Linked DNA regions of Homo sapiens: region 1 is linked to region 2. The links are chromatin loops, found by intact Hi-C in ENCODE. Cell type or tissue: mammary epithelial cell. All regions are shown on one strand. Links, peaks and the distances in the headings refer to the core of each region. The heading gives the core; the rest is flanking DNA. Region 1 overlaps ITGAE (integrin subunit alpha E). Region 2 overlaps NCBP3 (nuclear cap binding subunit 3).

Evidence for each region. Peaks named below come from ENCODE experiments on the same cell type or tissue, not always from the same donor. Only the 100,000 strongest peaks of a DNase experiment are listed, where the experiment ranks them.
Region 1: it touches region 2 in a loop (3-fold over the local background); 10 of 110 quality-filtered maps call a loop at or near these places.

Annotation. Positions count from the first base shown.
Region 1 is chr17:3,752,956-3,755,861 of GRCh38, forward strand. It overlaps ITGAE (integrin subunit alpha E), which reads right to left. Exons shown (of 31, transcript NM_002208.5): 11 at 2,875-2,906; 12 at 2,162-2,306; 13 at 828-970; 14 at 335-475. Among named protein-coding and RNA genes, the nearest start is that of HASPIN, 31 kb to the left of the region's middle. RefSeq lists an enhancer at 2,186-2,889. In mammary epithelial cell, for the core only: no CTCF peak of the experiment used is centred there; a DNase peak (open chromatin) is centred at 1,806; H3K4me3 peaks cover 844 bases; H3K27ac peaks cover 361 bases.
Region 2 is chr17:3,808,118-3,811,023 of GRCh38, forward strand. NCBP3 (nuclear cap binding subunit 3) reads right to left here. Exons shown (of 13, transcript NM_001114118.3): 13 at 1-2,906. Among named protein-coding and RNA genes, the nearest start is that of ITGAE, 8.4 kb to the left of the region's middle. In mammary epithelial cell, for the core only: a CTCF peak has its summit at 1,160; DNase peaks (open chromatin) are centred at 844 and 1,224; H3K27ac peaks cover 1,094 bases.

The sequences.
Region 1 (2,906 bases), core at 297-2,796, 55 kb before region 2:
GAGAATTGCTTGAACCCCGGAGGCAGAGGTTGCGGTGAGCCAAGATCCTGCCATTGCATTGCAGCCTGGGCAACGAGAGCAAAACTCCATCTCAAAAACAACAACCACAAAAAAAGAGATATTAGAGATATTATCATCAACGATCACCCTTGGGTAAGAAAGTGGGTGCGGAGAGCGATGCCGCTGCCCCGCCCAGCCGCCATCCAGCCTGAGCACCTCCCCATCACTGCCCACTGGTGCCAGGCAGGGCCAGGGCACTCCCAGCCTCCATCACCTCTGTGTCAGGCTGAGTGCCACAGCCTCAGCAAGCTCATGAAGATGGAGACTCTCCCACCTGCTCGCTGAGACGGTACACGTAGACTCTGCCTTCTTCTCCATGAACGTGGTAAAATGGAGCAGCCACCAGCAAGAAGTCCGTGCTTCCATCCATGTCAATGTCCACAGGGCACAGCTCAGAGCCAAAATAGGACCCCATCTACAGCCCGGGAGGAACTCAGCTCACCAGGAGCCCCGCTCCTGCACCCCTCAGCAAGGCTACACCCCTGCCCGCGTGCTTCCTGGACCACCCAATTTGGGTCGTTACATATCAATTTGCTCACTGAGAGTAACAGAAGAGTGGAGGAGCAGCCCAGGCCCCACAGCGGAGGAAACTGCCTAGCAATCAGACATGCAGAGCTGAAGCAGAGCCCTCGAGCTCCACTCAGGAGCCTGAGTTTCACCCAGCCCGGGCCCTGGCCCACTGTGCACCGTGGGACCCACTCCTTTCCCTTGGGGGCCTCCAGATTCCCCATCGGTCATAAGGGGTGGAGGCTTTCCCCAGCAGGTACCTGCTCTCCCTCCAGCACTGGCAGGAAGCTGGCCTCTCTGCCCTCCTTCTGGAGCTCAAACACGGCCCCATGATGTTTGTACCGTGGAGCCCCCGCGATGTAGGAGAGGCTGCAGGTCTTGTGCAGCACGGCCACAGCGTAACCTGGGGCAAGGGTGGTGTGGCTGTGAACACACCGTGTGCTCCCACCTGGCCTCTCTCTTGGCCCCGGCACCTTCCCAGTCAGGCCTTCAAAGTGGCCTGGGGAGGGGGGCAAAATAGGAGAGACTGTCTTTCTCACTATGTTAAAAATCGGCATCAGCGAGCACTCTCACTTTGCCAGTCACACACATCCCCATCACACAGATATGATGCACACGCTGTCTGTCACGTATGCAGCTTTGCTCGAAATACTCGTTCGCACACATTCACTACCCACGCTCCCACACACACCCTAGGAGGACGGAGAAGAGGGGTGAGAGGACGCCCACCACTATTATTATTTTTATTTATTTATTTATTTATTTTTGAGACAGAGTCTCAGTCTGTCGCCCACGCTGGAGTGCAGTGGCACAGTCTTGGCTCATTGCAACCTCCCCCTCCCGGGTTCAAGCGATTCTTGTGCCTCAGCCTTCCGAGTACGTGGGACTACAGGCATCCGCCACCACGCCTAGCTAATTTTTGTATTTTTAGTAGAGACAGGGTTTTGCCATGTTGGCCGGGCTGGTCTCCAGACCTCAGATGATCCGCCCGCATCGGCCTCCTGGGATTACAGGCGTGAGCTACTGCACCACTATTATTAATGGAGAGGCCCCGCCCTCCCCTGGGTGGCTGCTGTGCCTGGTGTGTACCTGACAGGCCTTGTACCTACCCAGGAGGCTGTAGTACTCAGCCTCACGGTCCCTAACCAGGACCCGCCCCTCGGCCCATGTGACTGACCAGGTCCCGCCCCCATCCGGAAACCTCAAGTGCAGCCTAATGCGCAGCCTCGGTGTCCCCATCTCGGCCCCGCCCTCGCCCAGGTGGCCTCTAGGCCCCGCCCTCACCCAGGTGGTCTCCAGGCCCCACCCTCCTCACGTAACTTCCAGGCCCCGCCCTCTCCCAGGTAGCCCCCAGGCCCCACCCTCGCCCACGTGGCCTCCATGCCCCGCCCTCACCCAGGTAGCCCCCAGGCCCCACCCTCGCCCAGGTAGCCTCCAGGCCCCGCCCTCACCCAGGTAGCCCCCAGGCCCCACCCTCGCCCAGGTAGGCCCCGCCCTCGCCCACGTAGCCCTCAGGCCCCACCCTCGCCCAGGGAGCCTCCAGGCCCCGCCCTCATCAGGTGGCCCCGCCCTCATCAGGTGGCCCCGCCCTCACCCAGGTAGCTGTACTGCGCAGCCTCCGCGTCTGCCGCCGCCGCCGCTGTCTGGTTCAGGAAGCGGCCCCGGCGGCTGCGTGTGTCGTAGAGCAACGCCCCTCCGGACCAGTCAAAGGCCCCGACGGCGCCGAGCAGCACCTGCCGCTGAAGGGGACGGGGATGGGGCCCAGATGAGTGGGAGGGACCCAAGGCCGGGCCACGGTGGCCGCGGGTCTCCGGGCCAGCGCGGCTAACCTGGCTGGGAGCAGGGGGGCGTTCGGTGGTCTAGTGCCCGCCTGGCCAGAGATGCAGGCGGGAAGGTGAGATGGCCAACACTGGGCTCCTGCCTCGTGCCCTTGCACTCCCTCCTCCGGGAGAAGCAAGCAGCTTGGTTGATAAGCTGACCCAGGCCGAGTCCTGTTGCCTGGTCTGTATTCAGGGGAACAACTGGATGTTTGAGCACACAGAAAAAAGCGACCTCCTGTCATCAATATGGCCACCCTTTTGTTGCAGTGAGCCGAGACTGCACCGCTGCACTCCAGACTGGGCGACAGAGCAAGACTCCGTCTCAAAATAAATAAATAAATTAATTAATTAAAATAAAATCGCTCTTTTACAGGAATCACCACAGGTAGGGCAGAGCCCTGGATGGGAGGCAGGAGTCCCTGAATCCTAGGTGTCCTGGGCCCCTCACCAATGGGCAAGCCTGCCTGGTGCTGAGTCAGCCACGTACCTCATCCAGGATCTGAGCACTGAAGCCAATCT
Region 2 (2,906 bases), core at 148-2,647:
CTGCCTCAGTTCCCAAGCTCCCCAAAAGTGATCTTCTCGCCTAAATGTGGTTCTAACACCCCAAAACAAGTGATTTTTGCACAACACAGCCCTAACTGCAGGCCAATCACTTCACCTGGTACTCAACCAAACAGTAATGTGTTCCCACATGGGCAAGAAATGACTACATGGGACCTCAAGATGTTGGTCTTCAATAGGGCACCTTCCTTAGATTTCTAAGAGGAATTTTAATTACACTCCATTTTTATCTTAGGCACTGACCTTAGAACTGAATCCTGGAGAGAGCTGAGACTCTTCTGTGGCAGTACCATGGGACACATAGAAGTAGCCTATACCCTGGCTCTGGAAGTTGGGGACTGCCTCCTAGAAGGGCCCCTAAGACCTTAAGTTGGTGAGGGGAAGATTGAGGCGGGAGGGGGAGAAGCCTGGGCGGAAGCATGTCACTGGAGGTAGAAACAGCTCTGTGCACAGTCTGTAGGGCTAGTGAGATCAAGATACATTTAGGGAACTGGTGAGCAGAGGGCAGGGGAGATGGGGAGAACAGGCCAGGGATACTGCCAGAGGATAGACCTTGGTGAGCCTCATAACATGCTATCAAAAAGGGTGGAATTTATGTATGTATGTATTTTTTGAGACAGGTCTTGCTCTGCTGCCCAGGCTGGAGTGCAGTGGCTTGATCATAGCTCACCACAGCCTTGAATTACTGGGCTCATGCGATCAGGAGTGTGGAATTTATTCTCGGGGCAATAGTGAAGCTTTGGAAAACGTTCAAGCAGAGGAATAACAGAATCAGATATATATTTAAGAAAGTTCATCCTGAAGCATGTGAAAAGGTGCCCGACATCATTAGTCATTAGGGAAATACAAATCAAAACCACAATGAGAGCCAGGCGTGGTGGCTCATGCCTGTAATCTCGGCACTTTGGGAGGTCAAGGCAGGAGGATCACTTGAGGCCAGGAGTGCTAGACGGCCTGGGCAACATAACGAAACCCCATCTGTACAAAATGTATTTTAAAAAGAAAAAATAAAAACAAAAAACTACAATGAGATACCACTTCACACCAGAAAATAATGAGTGTTGGTGGAGATGTGGAGAAACTGGAACCCTCGCACACTGCTGGTGGAATGGAAAATGATACAGCTGCTTGGAAAAACCACCTGGTGGTTCCTGAAAAGGTTAAAGATAATTATGACTCAGCAATTCCACTCCTAGGTATATACCCAAGAGTCATGAAAATACCTGTCCCTGCAAAAACTTGTTCGGGAATGTTCGTAGCAACACTATTCATAATAGCCAAAAAGTAGGGCCAGGTGCAGTGGCTCACACCTGTAATCCCAGAACTTTGGGAGGAAGAGGTGGGCAGATCACCTGAGGTCAGGAGTTCGAGACCAGCCTGACCAACATGGTGAAACCCTGTCTCTACTAAAAATACAAAAAATTAGCCAGCGTGGTGGCACATGCCTGTAATCCCAGCTACTCTGGAGGCTGAGGCAGGAGAATCGCTTGAACCCCGGAGGTGGAGGTTGCAGTGGGCCGAGATCGTGCCATTGCACTCCAGCCTGCACAACAAGAGCGAAACTGTGTCTCAAAAATAAATAATAGAAATAGAAATATATATATATAGCCCTAAAGTAGAAACAACTCAAATGCCCATTAACCAATGTGGATTAAAAAAAAGGTGGCATACCCATAAAATGGACTATTATTTGGCAATTTTAAAAAATGAAATACTGATAGAAGCTATGACATGGATGAACCTCAGAAATATGTTAAGAAGCCAGTCACAAATAGACACATAGTATATGATCCCATTTATATGAACTATCCAGAACAGGCAAATCCACAGAGAGAGAAGGAAGATCAGTGGTGGCCAGAGGCTAAGAGGGAAGAGGGAATAGGGAGAATTGCTAATGGACTCAGGGTTTCTTTGGGTGATCAAAGTGTTTTAAAATTGATTACGGTGCTGGTGCATAACTGTAAATATACTAAAAGCCACTCAAGTGTACACTTTAAATGGCTGAACTGTATGCAAATTACATCTAAATTAAGCTGGTAACAACAACAAAGGTTCATCCCGCTGCAGTGTGCAGAATGGAGACAGGGCAGAGACCAGTGAAGAGGCTGCTGTACAAATGCAGCTGGAAAGGGCAGTGGCTGAAGAACGGAGAGGGGTTCACAGGATCAGACTACAAGGGGGCCAGAGGAGGAGACTACATCCTGAGGACGCCACAAATTATCCTGGGTACCTGGTAACTCTCCAGAGAGGAGAGTGGGAAACAAATGAGGTATCTGCAATTATCATCAAGCAGCAAACATGTATGTAAAATCTCCTACACATAAGACTAAGAGGAACACACAAAGTGTGCAGCCCTGTGCCCACATGTGTGGGGAGTGTCCAGGGTAAAATCACGCCCAGCTGCCTGCCACGGGCCTGTCCTGACTATCCATTCTTACTCTTAAACTCCAAAGAAAAGGCCTCATCATTCAGGACACACTCAAGATGTTGCAAGATCTGAGTGACTGAGAGTGGGCAGGAGGGTTAGAGAAACTAATAAGGCCAGTAACTCCGAGAAGTAAAAATCTTTAAAGCTGCCTTTCTGGGTTCTCTCTGTGTGTCTGTGAAAACTGTAAGGTTACTCGAGTGTGTATTTCTCTTGGTTACATCAAAGACCCAGTTTTGACTGCACACCACCTCCTTCCAGAATGGCTTCGCTGATCTGTAGCAGGAGACTGCTGAGTGCTGAAAGGCCGTGGAACAAATGGACCTGAGCTGCTGGTGTAAAACCAAAAGGAAAGTCTGTGAAGGAGCATATTCTAAACCCTGCAGAGGCATGCCAGCTGGGACGCTGACCACAAGACATCTTTGCCCCGTCAGTAGAAGCAGAGACTGTGCTGGGATGGGAA